Regions from separate parts of the Homo sapiens genome. Here region 2 is linked to region 1. A link is a loop called in an ENCODE intact Hi-C map of the cell type or tissue named here. Cell type or tissue: K562. All regions are shown on one strand. Links, peaks and the distances in the headings refer to the core of each region. The heading gives the core; the rest is flanking DNA.

What was found. Hi-C counts contacts between places; a loop is a spot of excess contacts. Peaks named below come from ENCODE experiments on the same cell type or tissue, not always from the same donor. Only the 100,000 strongest peaks of a DNase experiment are listed, where the experiment ranks them.
Region 2: it touches region 1 in a loop (5-fold over the local background); 2 of 110 quality-filtered maps call a loop at or near these places.

Annotation. Positions count from the first base shown.
Region 1 is chr5:140,353,393-140,361,657 of GRCh38, forward strand. SLC4A9 (solute carrier family 4 member 9) reads left to right here and starts at 6,802. Exons shown (of 22, transcript NM_031467.3): 1 at 6,802-7,074; 2 at 7,420-7,580; 3 at 7,862-7,975. The coding sequence starts at 6,845. In K562, for the core only: CTCF peaks have their summits at 4,440 (motif pointing left) and 5,680 (motif pointing left); DNase peaks (open chromatin) are centred at 4,409 and 5,689; H3K4me3 peaks cover 313 bases.
Region 2 is chr5:139,783,334-139,791,659 of GRCh38, forward strand. It overlaps a transcript of PSD2 not described here. Among named protein-coding and RNA genes, the nearest start is that of PSD2, 8.3 kb to the right of the region's middle. RefSeq lists silencers at 4,205-4,394, 4,775-4,924 and an enhancer at 6,709-7,209. In K562, for the core only: CTCF peaks have their summits at 4,298 (motif pointing right) and 4,791 (motif pointing right); DNase peaks (open chromatin) are centred at 4,338 and 4,848; H3K4me3 peaks cover 458 bases; H3K27me3 peaks cover 3,775 bases.

The DNA.
Region 1 (8,265 bases), core at 266-8,265:
CCAGGCTGGGGCGCAGTGGTGCGACCACAGCCTACTGCAGCCTTGACCTCCCAGGCTCAAGTGATCATCCCACCTCAGCTTCCCAAGTAGCTGGGACTACAGGTGCACCACCATGCCCAGTTAATTTTTTTTTTATTTTTAGTAGAGATGACATATCACTATGTTGTCTGGGCTGGTCTCCAACTCCTGAACTCAAGTGATCCTCCTTCCTTGGCCTCCCAAAGTGCTGGGATTACAGGTGTGAGCCACCACGCCCAGTCAGACAATTTCTTTCCCTTCCAATTTGATTTAATTATGGGGCTCTCTAGTCATTCTTTATTTTCATTTTATTTCAGAGTTGGGGTTTCACTCCATTGCCTAGGCTGGAGTACAGTGGTGTGATGACAGTTCATTGCAGCCTTGAACTCCTGGGCTCAAGCAACTCTCTTGCCTCAGCCTCCTGAGTAGCTGGGGACTACAGGCACATGCCACCATGCCTAATTAAAAAAAAATTTTTTTTTTCGGTAGAGGCGGGGTCCGGCTATGTTGCCCAGGCTGGTCTCAAACTCCTGGCCACAAGTGATTCTCCTGCCTTGGCCCCACAAAGTGCTGGAATTATAGGCATGAGCCACCTCACTCAGCCCATTCTTTAAATATTTACTTGTTATCTATGTCTTTTATTGTAAGCCGCCTTTAAATCTTTTCTGGAAGTAGGAGGAGCATAAATAATGAAGGTGAAACTCAAATATCATGCACCTGCAGTCTCCTTCCTAGTACTTTCTGAGTCGGGAAGTCTAGGTTGGAGGGGCCTGGAAAGCCTGAGTCAGAGCAGTTGATGGTGGGCTCAGGTGGTCTCATCCTGCAGACTAGATGTCTCTGACACCTCATCCTCTTTCCCCTCAACGGTCTTCACCTTTGTGAAGGAGTGTGGGCACTGTGAGGAGTCGAAGCAGATTCCAGCTATCAGAGCCCACTCCAAGTCTTGGTTGGATCTTGGTGGCCTGGGTTAAGAGTGGGTCAAGGAAGGGCACCCTAGCTCTGGGGTCACAGAAGTCCAAAGCTACAAGTGGAGAGACTCCTTCCACACAACACACACTCCTGTAGCACGCTGTCTGCATCCCTCAGAGCAGAGGCTCTGAAGCTCAGGCTGAGGCATCAGACTGATGCCGTTTTGAACCCTGGGTGTACTCGCTCCTAGCTCTGCTTTGGGCAGGGTACCTCTCTGAGCCTGTTTCCTCATTCAGAAGTAGGAATGATACCTACCTCAGAGGGCTTCACTATTAGGATTATCTCACTGAGATAATCTGTGCAGTGCCAAGGCAGCACCTAGAACACAGCAAGTGCTCAGTACCTGGCAGCAGCTGGGCATCCTAGTCTACCTTGGATTGGTAATTCTCATGCTCTTGTTTGCTTCCCCCAGCGGTGAGCTCCTCCAGGCAAGAGTGTGCATTAAACCTCGGCTCCTGGCTCACAGGCTCAGGGACCATGGCAAACTGCTTAATGTTTCTGAGGCTCAGTGTTCTTACTAGTAAAATGGGGATAATGAAGTCTACTTCAAATTTTGGGTGTGAGTAAAATTATTAACAGTGGTCATTTTTGGGTAAGGGTATGATGAAAAAATTTATGTTTTGTAAGCATTTTTCTCCTATGGGCATTTTCTGTTTTTTTCTTCTGTAACAAACATGAAATATTTGTGTATTTTAAGTCACTTTTCAAAACATGCTTCTTCTTAAGAAAGCCACTGGGTGTGGTGGCTCACACTTGTAATCCTAGCACTTTGGGATGCTGAGGTGGAAAGAGCTCTTGAGCCCAAGTGGTAGAGACTGCAGTGAGCTATGTTTGCACCACTGTACCCTAGCCTGGGCAACAAAGCAAGACCCAGTCTCCAAAAAAAAAAAAAAAAAAAAAAGAAAAGAAAACTTAAATGTATTGAGTGCTTACTATATTTTAGGCATTGCTCTAAGCACTTTTTTTGTTTGTTTGTTTGTTTTGTTTTGTTTTTGAGTCTCACTCTTGTTGCCTAGGCTGGAGTGCAGTGACATGATCTCGGCTCACTGCAACCTCCACCTCTCGGGTTCAAGTGATTCTCCTGCCTAGCTGAGACTACAGGCATGTGCCACTAGGCCCAGCTAGTTTTTGTATTTTTAGTAGAGACGGGGTTTCACCATGTTGGCTAGGCTGGTCTCAAACTCCTGACCTCAGGTGATCCACCGCTTCTGCCTCCCAAAGTGCTGGGATTACAGGCGTGAACCACCGTGCCCGGCCTCTACACACTTTATACACGTTATCTCTAATTCTCACAACACTCCTCTGAGGAAGTTAGTATTTACACCCTAGTTTTATAAATTGGGCTTAAGGAAATTGCACAATTTGCCCAGCTCGTTGTAAGTAAACCTATAAATGTGATAAAATTGCATAAAGCTACACACATACACACATGAGTGCATATGGAAATTGGTGAAATCTGATTAAGGCCTGCAGTCTATTTAACAATATAGTACCTATGTCATTTTTCTGGTTTTGATATTGTACTACTGTCATGAAAGAAGTTACCACCAGACGAAGCTGGATGAAAGCTGGAGATTTGCAATTTCTTGTGAATCTATAATTAGACTCACATTAATAAATATTTTAATTTATGTTTATTTATATATTTATTTTTTAATGAGTGAAACAATAAGTTTGTTTTTGTTTTGTTTTGTTTTGAGACAGGGTCTCGCTCTGTTGCCCAGACTGGAGTACAGTGGCACGATCTGGGCTCACTGCAGCCGCAACCTCTCTCGGGCTCAAGCGATCCTCCCACCACAACCTCCTGAGTAGCTAGCAGCACATGCGTGTGCCACCATGCCCTGCTAGTTTTCTGTATTTTTTGTAGAGATGGGGTTTTGCCATGTTGCTCAGGGTGGTCTCGACCTCCTGAGCTCAAGTGATCCATCCGCATCAGCCTCCCGAAGTGCTGGGATTACAGGTGTGAGCCACCGTGCCCAGCCAATAAGATTTTTTTGTTTTGTTTTTTTAAAGTGTTAAAAACCTTGTAAGGGGCTGGGTGTGGAGGCTCATGCCTGTAATCCTAGCACTATGGGAAGCCATTGGCTTGCACCCAGGAGTTCGAGACCAGCCTGGGCAACATATGAGCCCCTCTCTACAAAATATTTAAAAGTTAGCCAGACTTGGTGGCACGTGCCTGTAGTCCCAGCTACTTAGGAGGCTGAGGCAGGAGGGTCACTTGAGCCCAGGAGTTTGAGGTTGCAGTGAGCTATGATTGCTACTGCACTCCAGCCTGGATGGCAGAGTAAGACCCTGTGTCAAAAAAAGAAAGGAAGAAAGAAAGAAGGAAAATTTAGATTCAGCAAAGATAAACCTCTTCTCCACTTGCCGAAAGTGAGCAAGCCAAGCATCCTATTCCTGAGGCCACTTCCTCTCACTTAAGGTCCAGTGTACTGCATGAAAGTATGATTTGAACCTTGGAAATAATCTACCCCAACTGTCTCCACTTACATGTAAGAAAATGGAGCCTTGGAGAAGGGAAGGGTCTTACTCAAAGACATCCAATAAGTCTGTGACTAAGCCAGGATGAGAACCCAGTCTTTGAACTCCTAGGTCAGGGTTTTTTCCAGCGCCCACACACAGGGCTGCTCACCCACACAGCACATCTTCCCTGGGCCTTGTCTGGGAGACCACTGGTGCCCACAGGCCAACCCTCACCAGCCTACCCAGCCCAGGGCACTCAGGCCCAGAGGTGGAAGTGAGACCTGGGGAGGGTGGAGGCATGGTGGCCCCCTATTCCAGGCAGCACTGTGAGCCAGGGTAGTTGGGGCCACAGAAAGGGCAAGGATAGACACTCTGAACTTTGGCAGGAGTTGGGTGGGAAGGGAACATGTATGTATGTGCATGTGGGGGAGGTACTCACGCCAAATCCTTGCTCCCATCCCCCTCAGGCTCCTTTGAGTCACTTGTCCGTAAGGTTGGGGCACATTCTTGAAGGGAGTGGTCACAGGGGTTCAAGGCCCATTCAGTCCGCAGGCCAGTTTCTATTCCTCCTGGCACTGAAACCACCTCCTCACTCAGACTCAGCACCCCTCCCCAACTGGAAATATAGTGACATGCTCTTCTAATTCCTGCCCTGGGACCTCCTTGGACCAGACGCGAGGCTGGGGGTAGGGCCGGCCTGGGTGCCCTTTCTCAGGGGATGGATTCTTGGTATTCAATATGTGGGGTGTGGCTGACCTACATTCAGATGAGCCTGATTGGCCCTCCCTTCCCCATCCTGTTGTTCTTCCCCAACCCCCCATCTCTCCGGGCCATTCCGCGGTGGGCCAGGGCAAGGCTGAGGGTTTAGGATCTCTCCCTGCCATCTGGGCATCTCCATCTCTGCGCCCCGGCAGGTCTGCAGCCACTGGGCCTAAGGGAGCGGCCCTAGCAATCCGGTCTGAGGGGAGCAGTGCCCTCGTGTGGCCTCCAGGAGAAGCGCGGCTCTTTTCTCAGCCCGGTCCTTTGTATGCTCTCATTGAACAAGTATTTATTGAGAGCCACTACGTGCCAGGCGCCGCTCTAGGCGCCGCGGCCAAGACAGATACCTGCTCCACGGACTGTGCATTTCAGCGTGTGCGTGCGTGGACAGTCAGGCAATAAATGATAAACAAATACATAAATGAGGCAGTTACTAGTAGTGGTAACTGCTAGGAAGAAAATAAAACAGAGAAATGTGATGGAGAGTGACCCAAGAGAGAAACTTAGGGTAGGATGGGCCGGGCGCGGTGCTCACGCCTGTAATCCCTGCACTTTGGAAGGCCGAGGCGGGTGGATCACGAGTTCAGGAGATCGAGACCATACTGGCTAACACGGTGAAACTCCGTCTCTACCAATACAAAAAAAAAAAAAAAAAAAAGAAAGAAATTAGCCGGACGTGGTGGCGGGCGCCTGTAGTCCCAGCTACTCTGGAGGCTGAGGCAGGAGAATGGCGTGAACACGGGAGGCGGAGCTTGCAGTAAGCCGAGATCATGCCACTGCACTCCAGCCTGGGCAACAGAGCGAGACTCCGTCTCAAAAAAAAAAAAAAAAAAAAAAAAGAAAGAAACTTAGGATAGGATGGAAAAGGAAGATTTCCGTGAGTAGCTAACGTCTGAGATGAGACCTAGGTCACAGATTGTCATGTAAGGATATGGGGGAAAGGCTTTCCTTACAGAGAAAATAGATCCTGCAAAGATCCTCAGGCAGGAACAGGTTTTGCAGAACAGGTGAAGGCCAGTGTGGTTAGAAAGGAGTGAGCGAGGGGAGGCTGGTGTGAGATGCCGTCAGAGAGGTGGGTTGGGGCCAGGGTGTGAATCTTGCAGGCCACGACAAGGAGCTTGATTTTTTTTTCTTCTTCTTCTAGGAGTAATGGGAGTGTGTTGGGTGAGTATTGAACCGAAGAGTAATGTGGCTCAACTGCCTTTTGAAAGGACATGTATGGTGTGGAGGATGGACTTTGGGCAAGGGAGGAAGAGTGGAAGCAGGGGGGTTATTACAAGAGACCAGGAAGCTACTGAAATAATTCAGGTGAGAAATGATGGTTGTTTGAATCAGGGTAGCAGTGCTGGAGGTGGGGAGATGTGGTTGGATTATGGGTATATTTTGAAGATAGAGTCAACAGGATTTGCAAATAATGGACCACATTTTCCTTTGCTCATTTAGCTCCAGGAACTCCTTCACTTACACCCCCTAGTGGGCTCCTCCATCCTCACAGGGCAGATCCCAGGGACACAGCTAAATTAGGGAATTCCTAAGTGTTGTTGGACAAAAGAATTTAAGACTCGTTAGCTGGGCAGCCAGGCACAGTGGCTTACGCTTGTAATCCTAGCACTTTGGGAGGCTGAGGCGGATGGATCACCTGAGGTCAGGAGTTTTTGAGACCAGCCTGGCCAACATGGTGAAACCCTGTCTCTACTAAAAATATAAAAATCAGCCAGGCCTGGTGGCACATGTCTGTAATCTCAGCTACTTGGGAGGCTGAGGCAGGAGAATCACTTGAACCCAAGAGGTGAAGGTTGCAGTGAGCTGAGATCACACCACTGCACTCCAGCCTGGGCGACAGAGCGAGACTCCGTCTCAAAAATAAAATAAAATAAAATAAAAGACTTAGCTGGGCATGGTGGCGTGCACCTGTAGTCCCAACTACCTTGGAGGCTGAGGTGGGAGGATCACTTGAGCTAGGAGGTCAAAGGTGCAGTGAGCTATAACTGTGCCACTACACTCCAGACTGGGTGAGAGAGTGAGACCCTGTCTCAAAAAAAAAGAAAAGAAAAGAATTTAAGACTCAGACACTAGGTCTTCCACCATTATCCCATTTAATGGGCAGGTCCTCTGCCTGCTATCTCCCTTACCCTGTCTGGCTTCCATGGACTCAATTATTTATTAGGTCCCTGTTTGTCCAAATAGGTGTGTCTGTGGCCCCAGGGGTGTGTTGGTGACACCCAAAACAGTCCTGGGTGTTTGGTATTTATATTTGATACAAGTGAGGGGGGCAGCAAAATCTGGGGGTACCAAGTCCTCAGACCCAAGCCAATCATTTACTCCTGTTTCTTTACACAAAACACAGTGGGATCAGACCTGATACCACAGGAAATGCACATACACATTTTGGCCCCAGGTTGGGCATTTCTGGAGAGCCTGGGAAAGGCCAGACTAGTCTTACAAATACTCTTATGCCAGCAGGGGGTGGGGTAAGCAAGTAGGGGAGTAGGTGACCGGTAGAGTCTGGAGTCAGCAGGCCTTGTTCTGTTTGTGTTGTGCTGCAGTGGGGGATGCATTATAAATGCAACCAGCCAGAGGGCCCCTGGCTTCAGAACCTAGGACTGTACTGGTTCTGAGATTCTGTGCAAGCCTCATGGAAATGAAGCTGCCAGGCCAGGAAGGGTTTGAAGCCTCCAGTGCTCCTAGAAATATTCCTTCAGGGGAGCTGGACAGCAACCCTGACCCTGGCACCGGCCCCAGCCCTGATGGCCCCTCAGACACAGAGAGCAAGGAACTGGGAGTACCCAAAGACCCTCTGCTCTTCATTCAGCTGAATGAGCTGCTGGGCTGGCCCCAGGCGCTGGAGTGGAGAGAGACAGGCAGGTAAGTTGGATGCAGGCCAGTTCTGTGGGATCCTTCCCCTTCCCCAGCTGGAGCCTCCTATATGTCCCCCAGCGCTTCTTATGGGGCTGCCCAAAATTAGGATTTTCCCAGCTGTGTTCCCTTATTTCAGGGTCTTACCTTCCATGATGCCCAGCCTCCTCTGCAGTCTAGTTTTGAGATCCCCAAGACCCTAGATGAGGGGTGACTGCCAGGGTGGGGGGGAGACTTCACACCACTGGGCCCAGGATGCCCTCATTGCCTTGCCTTCCCTAGCTCCTCTGCATCTCTGCTCCTGGACATGGGAGAAATGCCCTCAATAACACTGTCTACCCACCTTCATCACAGGTGGGTACTGTTTGAGGAGAAGTTGGAGGTGGCTGCAGGCCGGTGGAGTGCCCCCCACGTGCCCACCCTGGCACTGCCCAGCCTCCAGAAGCTCCGCAGCCTGCTGGCCGAGGGCCTTGTACTGCTGGACTGCCCAGCTCAGAGCCTCCTGGAGCTCGTGGGTAGGCTGGGATCCTTTGCAGGAAGGGCCTGGGTAGCCATGCCTTTTCCCCAGGATTTCCCCTCCAAAGTCTTGAAATCTTCCAGAGCCCATCCCTACCCCTCCTAGGATTGTCTACCCTTGTCACAGGGTGGACATGGAAAAGCAGGGTGGAGGAGCAAGTTCATTGGCCCTGGCATTCTGAGACTCCCAGAAGGGAAAGGTGTCTGGGCAGAGGGAGAAGGGGAAGAGTGTGCGGCAGGGAACTCTCAGGAAGGAGATGACCCCCAATCCATTCTCCAGAGCAGGTGACCAGGGTGGAGTCGCTGAGCCCAGAGCTGAGAGGGCAGTTGCAGGCCTTGCTGCTGCAGAGACCCCAGCATTACAACCAGACCACAGGCACCAGGCCCTGCTGGGGTGAGAGCCCCTCCCTGGGCCCAGGACCAAGACCCTGGTGTGGCAGGGTCTCAGATCTCCCCTGCACCTTCCAGGGCTAGAAGTAGCCCAGGCTTAGTTCAGGCTCCAACCCAGGACTCATGAGCAAGAGGAAACTGGTGGTAATGTTGTGGGGAGAAGATTCAGGGGGCTAGAATCGTAAGAGAGTTCTGTGAAGACATGTACTTGGTAGGCACTAGGCCTACCATTTGATCTTCACAGTATCTCATTTGATCTTCACAACCACCCTGTAAATAGTACCACAATTATCC
Region 2 (8,326 bases), core at 27-8,026, 570 kb before region 1:
TGCGAGGCTGAGGCAGAAGGATCGCTTGAGCCCAGAAGTTGAAGGCTACAATGAGCTATGATTGCACCACTGGACTCCAGCCTGGATGACAGAACAAGACCCTGTCTCACAACAGATGCGTCCATATTGTAGCAGGTGTCAGTGCTTCCTGTCTTTTTAAGGCTGATGTTCCATTGTATGGATGTAGCACATATTGTTAATCCATTCACCTGTCGATGGACACCAGGTTGTTTCCACCTCTTGGCCGTCATGAGTAGTGCTGCTCTGAAGTTTATGAATTGTAGACAGGGTCTTGCTGTGTTGCCCAGGCTGCTTGTTAACTGTTATTTCATAACCCTGCTGTTGGGTTCTCCCCAGTCTTTTCCACGAAAACGGCTCTTGTCAAGGTCCCCAGTGGCCTCCATGCTGCTAAAGCCAAGGGAGATTTTCAGCTCTTGTTTCACTTGATTTCATCGGCAGCTTCTGACTCACTCAGTCTCATTTCTCCTCGATATTGTCTCTTTGTTTGGCTTACAGGATTTCTTTCTTTTCCTCTGCCTCTCTGCACAGATGCTTTTTCTCAGTCCCTCTTCTTGTTTCTCCCCTTTCCCCTTTCTCCTTCTGCTAGCTCTTTTTTTTTTTTTTTTTTTTAGACAGGGTCTTGTTCTGTCGCCCATGCTGGAGTGCAGTGGCATGATCTCGGCTCACTGCAGCAACCTCCTGGGTTCAAGTGATCCTCCCACCCTAGCCTCCCAAGTAGCTGGAACTACAGGCACGCACCACCACACTGGCTAATTTTTGTATTTTTTGCAGAGAGGGGTTTTGCCATGTTGCCCAGGCTGGTCTTGAACTCCTGACCTCAAGCGATCCACCCGCCTCTGCCTCCCAAAGTGGTGGGATTACAGGTGTGAGCCATTGCGCTGGCCTCCCCCAGCTCTTAATGTGGGAGGGCCTCAGGGGTCCATTCTTGGTCCTGTGACACGGCCCTCCCCGACTCCTGTGGTGACCTCACCCACTCATCCCCAATGTGTATCTCCACCCAGACTTTTCTGTCTGCCACTCTGACATCTCTGCTTAGATCACTAATTGACATCTCGATGGCCTCCTAACTGGGTTTGGCTCTGATGTCTCCAATCTATCTCTAACACAGCAGCCAGAGGGAGCCTTTAAAAATATAAGTCAGATCAAATCAATTCTCTGGCCCAAAACTTTGGTGGCTCCTGATGTCACTTAGAGTCAAAGCCAAAGTCCTCATCATGGCCTACAACGCCCTCCATCATCTGGCCCCTGCTGCCTCCCTGCTCTCACCTCCCACATCCTTCCCTGTTCCCTTTGCTCCTTGCTGGTCCATGAACATGCCCAGCATATTCCCACCCCAGGGCCTTTGCACTGGCTTTTCTTCCTTCCTGGAAATCTCTCCTGCCATATGTCTACATGACAAATTCCCCCCCTTTTTTTTTTGAGACGGAGTCTTGCTCTGTTGCCCAGGCTGCAGTGCAATGGCATGATCTGGCTCACTGCAACCTCCGCCTCCTGGGTTCAAATGATTTTCCTGTCTCAGCCTCCTGAGTAGCTGGGATAACAGGTGTGCACCACCACGCCTGGCTAATTTTTTTTTGTATTTTTAGTAGAGACAGGGTTTTAGCATGTTGGCCAGGCTGGTCTCAAACTCCTGACCTCAGGTGATCTGCTCACTTCAGTCTCCCAAAGTGCTGGGATTACAGGCGTGAGCCACCTCGCCCAGCCTACCTCTTTCTTGTCTTTTGTTCAACTTCATCCTTTCAAAGTGCCCACTGATAATACTCTATTTAAAGTTGGAACACCTCTCACTCTGTCTACCCTTCTCATCCCCTTTCTTTGTCTTCTCTTCTCCTCTCCTCTCCTCTCCTTTCCTCTTCTCCCTTCTTCCCTCCCTTCCTTCCTTTTTTTTTTTTCAGGGTCTGCTCTGTTGCCCAGGCTGGAGTGCAGTGGTGCTATCTCGGCTTACTGCAACCTCTGCCTCCTGGGTTTAAGCAATCCTCCTGCCTCAGCCTCCCTAGGAGCTGGGACTATAGGCATGCACCACCATGCCTGGCTAATTTTTGTATTTTTAATAGAGATGGGGTGTCACTATGTTGGCCAGGCTGGTCTTGAACTTCTGACCTCAGGCAATCTGCCTGCCTTGGCATCCCAAAGTGCTGGGATTACAGGTGTGGGCCACCGTGCCCGGCCCTCATTGCCTTCCTGATGGCCTGTTTTCCCTGTGATGCTCGTCACTGTCTATAATATTATATACTTCACTTACTTATTATGTTTGTTTCTTCTCTCCTCCCACCTCCATTGGAAGCATGATTCAGGAGGGCAAGGATTTTTGTGTTTTTTTGTTTACTGATATGGCTCACCTAGAATAGTGCTTGGTACATGTAGGGACTCAATATATATTTGTTGAATGAATCAGTGAAGGAAGGAAGTATGATAATGTGGGAAGGGGTCTCCAATCTAAAAATGGGTTAGATGCTGGGTGCAGTGGCTCGCGCCTATAATCCCAGCACTCTGGAAGGCTGAGGTGGGAAGATCGCTTGAGGTCAGAAGTTTGAGACCAGCCTGGGCAATGCAGGGAGACCTTGTCTCTACAAAAAATTTAAAAATTAGCCAGGAGTGGTGGCATACACCCGCGGTCCCAGCTACTTGAGAGGCTGAGGCAGGAGGATCCCTTGAACCCAGGAGTTTGAGGTTACAGTGAGCTGTGATCACACCACTGCACTGTAGCCTGGGTGACAGAGTGAGACCCTGTCTCAAAATAAATAAATAGCCTGGGCGCTGTGGCTCACACCTGTCGTCCCAGCTCTTTTGGAGGCTGAGGCAGGAGGATCTCTTGAGCCCAGGAGTTTGAGATCGGCCTGAGCAACATAGTGAAACCCTGTCTCTACAAAAAATTCAAAAATTAGCCAGGTGTGGTGGCGGGTGCCTGTAGTTCCAGCTACACAGGAGGCAGAGAGGTGGGGGGATCACCTGAGCCCAGGAGGTTGAGACCGGAGCGAACAAAGATCGCTGCCACTGCACTCCAGCCTGGGGGACAGAGCAAGACCCTGCTTCGCTTTATTAAAAATAAATAAATAGATAAATAAATACATTTTTAAAATGAGTTAGGGTCAAGAAAAGGTGGCTTTCTGGTATGCCCAGGTGTCATGGACATTAGAGCTGTTTGCTGTGCAGCAGCTGTCCCCATTCTCCTGAAACATTCCCCCATTTTCCTTTGGGACAAATCCCCACCCACCATCAGTCAGTCCATGTGGTGGATCACCTGCGGCTGACTCCAGGCTTCACTTCAAAGGGGCAGTGACTCTTGGTGACTCAGTGATTGGTTCAGGGCTGGGAGCATTTCACATTTCACCATGTTGCCCAGGCTGGGCCGATGAGACTGAGTCCTGAGACTTCTGCTTGTACTGCACTGTTGGAATGGGGACGGCTTCTTCCCTCAAAGCTGGACGTAAGCTCAGACCTGCCTTAGCCAACTTGACGCGTTTTTGGAAGAGCCTGCCTGGAAATGAAGGCAGTGCAGAAGAGCACTGGGCTACAGATGTGGAGAAAGATCACATTTGAAAGCCTCTTCTGTACTGCCTGACCTACTCCTAAACTTGACTTTCCATTTAGAGAAACCCCTTTTCACTGATCAGTTTGAGTTGGGATTCTGTCACTCGCACAACCACTTACAGTACACCTCCACGAGCATCCGAACCGGGGAGTGAGGAGGGACGGGTTGGGGCCTGGGGGGTGTGTGGGATGTGTGGCCCCAGTGGTCTTCCCAAGTGAGAGAGGCTGAGCACATGGAGGGCACTCACTTAGCAGTGCTAGATGGAGGTGGCATGAAAACAGATTGCCTTGGCCTTGTCCTAGAAGCGCTCTCAAGCTGTCAGCGGAGAAGGTCATGGGCATGAACGGGGCAAACAAGACCAAGGGCTCCTACCATGCCTGAGCTGCAGGCTAAGCTGAGATGGATTCTGCCCCTCCACTCCACCCCCACGCCCCAGTGCAACAGAAAGCCCAGTTCCAGCACAGACGAAGGGGGGCCTGGGCTCTGCCACTTACTAGGGGTGCTCTGGGGTAAGTCACTGAACTTTCTGAGCTCGTGTCCTCATAGGTAAAATGGCAATCATGTCCACTTCATAGGAGTGCTGTAAGGGTGAAATGAGGTCATGCGTGGCAAGAACTCAGCATGAGCCTGGCTCACAGAACACTCTCAGCAGCAGTCAGCTGCCACAACCAGCGTTTGTTGGTGTTCTCTCCCAGCTAAGGAGTCCGCCTGGTGCCGCGGGTGCAGTTTCCAAAAACACCAGCAGGTGGCGCCCCGACCCCAAAAGAGCCCCCGTCGCTGGCCTTCCCAGGGCCGGGAGGGGCTGGGCTGGGCGGCCTGTTGAATCTCGGCCAGTTAGACCCGCGATCTTTCCCGCTGCACGGGGACCCGTGCGTGAACTCCTCTCAATTCTCTGTGGTCTCTGGCACAAGGAAGAGGGGGTCTGGGTCACCATGGGATAGTTGGGGAGCCTGTTTTCCATCCGTGTTGTGTAACGGCACGGCCTTCGGAGACAGCCTGGGCAAAGTTGAGGAAATACCCGGGTTGGAGCGGATAGGAGACTTTGAGAACGGGCGGGATCCCGACGCGCAGGCTGATTTTTGAGTGCCTGCGGCTGAACTCGGGGCGCCGCTGGGCCTGGTGCTGCGGTAGGAGGATGACCCATATGACCTGTATTCGCTTCCTTTCAGAGTGCGGGCGAGCGGGGCTGCGCTTCGCGGAAGACTCCGCGCAGTGCTGGGCACTGGGACGCGGGGAGTCTGGAAATTCTGCGTCTGGCCAGCAGAGGGAGGCGGAGAGCCCGCCCCCCCCGCGCCCCCCCCCGAACCCGTGCCCAGGCCTGGCCCGGCTCCCCCAGCCCGAGCTCCCCCTGCGGGAACCTTCCCGGCTTGGCCGCTCCTCCCTGGGCAGGACTCGACATGTCCCGTGTCCCTTCATTTTGGAAAAAGTCTTGCCCTCCTCTCCCCGCCCAGCTTCTTGGAGGAGCGCGTGGGTTAAGGGGAGGGTCAGTTTCAACCCGAACTCAACCCTAACCGCGCCGCGCGCCCCGCTCCCTGGGCCTCAGTGCGGGTGATGGCACGGACTGGCCACTCTAATTCTAGCAGCTGCGAATTCCTGGGACAGGGTGGGGTGACCTCCACTAGGGTAGAGACTGGGGGGGGCACAAGGGGCTTCTCCCCCTAACCCCCATCAACCCAGGCCTGGACGGCCAGCTGGACCTCCGGAAGCGCGGGCTGCCCACCCCATACCACCCCGGCCAGTTCCCGGGACTCTCCTGGACAGGCTCCCGGAGGCCCACAAAGGCCCTTAGATGCCGTTCTGGGCCAGGCTCTGCCGGGGCCCTGGGCCGGCGGCCGGCTGCCGGCTGGCTCTCGGCACTGCAAGTCCCTGGCACTCCTGTGGGGCTTTGTCCACCAGCCCTGGCCCCATGCTGGCCGGGCCTCGTCGCTGGGGGAGGGATTGCACAGGCAGGTCGTAGAGCTTGGGCAGTCTCCCTTTCTCCAGCCCGTGGCCTTGCTCTCCTCCAGGTGACTGGCCCCTTACCTCAGCCTTGCTGGCCCCCACAGCCAGGGCTGTCCAGTGAGCAAAGAGTGTGAGTCCTCCCCACGCTCCCTCCTGGCTAACATGGGAGTGGTGGGTCACGTTGTCCTCGTTTGCAGACCAGACCGGGGGCTCCAGGGATCTTCCCCAGGCCTCCGTGGCTCCCTGCCCCGGCTCCTGACTGCACGGTTTCCCTACTGTGGGCCTGTCAGGGTTGCGGCCCAGGCATGCGTTTGTCCCTGGCCACTCACTCTTTCATTCATTCTTCGGTTCATCACTCTTTGGATACCAACTTCATCCAGGCCCTGGGCTCAGGGAGGAGCTGGGGACTGAGAGGGAGTGTGCAGGGTCCTTGCGCTCATGGAGTGTCCAGTCCAGACAGTCACGACACAGTATGACATGTGCTGTGATAGAGGCAGACCTGCCCGGCCTGGGGGCACCTCCTCAGAGAGGCCTTCGCTGAACACCTGACTGAAGTAGCCCTACCCACCAGCCAGCTGCAGTCACACACCAGGTTTTGTTTGTTTGTGTGTTTCGAAGCCCTTCTAATATTTACAGCTGACTTCTTCCTTTATTAAGGAAGGATCGCTAGAGCCTGGGAGGTCAAGGCTGTAGTGAGCCGAGATCATGCCCCTGCATTCCAGCCTGGGTATTCCTGTCTCTAAAAGAAAAACAAAAAACAAAACAAAACAAAAACAAAAAGAAACTCACTCAACAAACTAGGAATAGTGGGCACTCATTATATGAGTGCTTCAGTAAATGCCCACTGGGTGCCAGGCACTGTTCCAGCCCCCTGGGAATCTACAAGGGAGAGAGGAAAATTCTTACCCTCATGGAGCCTATGGCCTAGTGATGGCAGCGGTGGTGGGGACACAGACCATTCCCAGAAAGGACAAGCATATGGTATATACATATGTGTTATGGAGGAAAAGAAGGCGGGGAAATGGGAGATGTGGATGAAGGAGGGGGTAGAATTTTAGTAGAGTGGTCAGAAAAGGTGACATTGGAAGAGAGCGCTGAAGGAAGTGAGGGGTGGGCGGTGCGGATACCTGGGGGAGGAGTGTTTTAGGCAGAGAGCAGCACGGGGCCGGGCGGGCGCTGAGGTGGGAGTGTCCCTGGTGCTTTGGAGGAACAGGGAGGGGACCGGTGTGTCTGCAGGAGAATGAGGTCAGAGGAGTGGTGGGGGCCAGATCTTATGGGATTTTGTGGCCTGCGTAAAGACTTGGTTTGAGTCTGGGCACGGGAGCTCGCGCCTGTAATCCCAGCACTTTGGGAGGCTGTGGCAGGAGGATCACTTGAGCCCAGGAATTCGAGACCAGGCTGGCCTTGTGGTCGTGATGTTTACGGCAAAGAGGAAGAGGAGGTCAGTGTGGGTTGGGTTAAGATGGAACTGCTCTTTGGATATCCTAGTGGCAACTTCAGGTCAGCACTTGGGTGTTGGGGTCTGACCTCAGGTGGAAAGGTCCAGGTTGGAGAATCACACACCGAGAAGCTTCAGGGTTTAGCTGGGCTTTGAAGCTGGGCTGGGGTCATCATGGGAAAGAGTGAGATGGAGAAGACCGAGGACTGAGCCCTGGGAGCTCTGGCATTGGAGGTCAGAGAGGGGCGGAGAAACTAGCAAAGGAAGATGAGAAGGTGCAGCCAGAGAGGCAGGAGGAAAAACATGACAGTGAGGAGTCCTGGAAGTCAAGGGAAGAAAGTATGTCAAGGAGGAAGCGGGGATGAACGGTGTCAGATGCTGTCAGGAAGCTAAGACCAGGCCTGTGAATGGACTTTTGGATTTAGCATTGTGGCAGTCACTGAGGACTAGGCCACAGTCTAGCACCATGTACAAACTTTAGAAAATGGTGGCCATGGCCGGGTGCTGTGGTTCATGCTTGTAATCCCAGCTCTTTGGGAGGCTGAGGTGGGTGTCCTGAGGTCAGTTGTTCAAGACCAGCCTGGCCAACATGATGAAACCCTGTCTCTACTAAAAATACAAAAAATTAGCTGGGTGTGGTGGTTGGGTGGGGGGGAGCGCCTATAATCCCAGCTACTCGGGAGACCGAAGCAGGAAAATCGCTTGAACCCAGGAGGTGGGGGGTGCAGTGAACCGAGATTGCACCATTGCACTACAGCCTGGGCAACAAAAGTGAAACTTCATCTCAAAAAAATAAAAAAAGAAAAGAAAATGGTGGCCATTCCAGGTGGACCTGGCTACACAGGCAAACAGAAGGTGGATACCTTGCTGTAAAGAAAAAGGCACTCTGCACAGTGGCTCACACCTGTAATCCTAGCACTTTGGGAAGCCAAGGCAGGAGGATCACTTGAGCCCAGGAAGTCAAGACCAGCCTGGGCAACATGGCGAAACTCCATCTCTACAAAAAATATAAAAATTAGCTGGGTATAGTGGTGCATGCCTGTAGTCCTAGCTACTGGGGAGGCTGAGATGGGAGGATCGCTTGAGCCTGGGAAGTCAAGGCTGCACTGATCTGAGATCATGCCACTGCACTCCAGCCTGGGTATTCCTGTCTCTAAAAGAAAAACAAAAAACAAAACAAAACAAAACCAAAAACAAAAAGAAACCCACTCAACAAACTAGGAATAGAAGGGAATGAACTCAACATGATAAAGGGCATTTATGAAAAACCCACAGCTAACACTGTACTCAGGTTGCAGCGAGCCATGATTGTGCCACTGCACTATGCTGGCCTGAGACCCTCTCTCAGAAAACAAAAAACAAAAAACAAAAAAAAAAGAGAAAGAAAAAGGCAT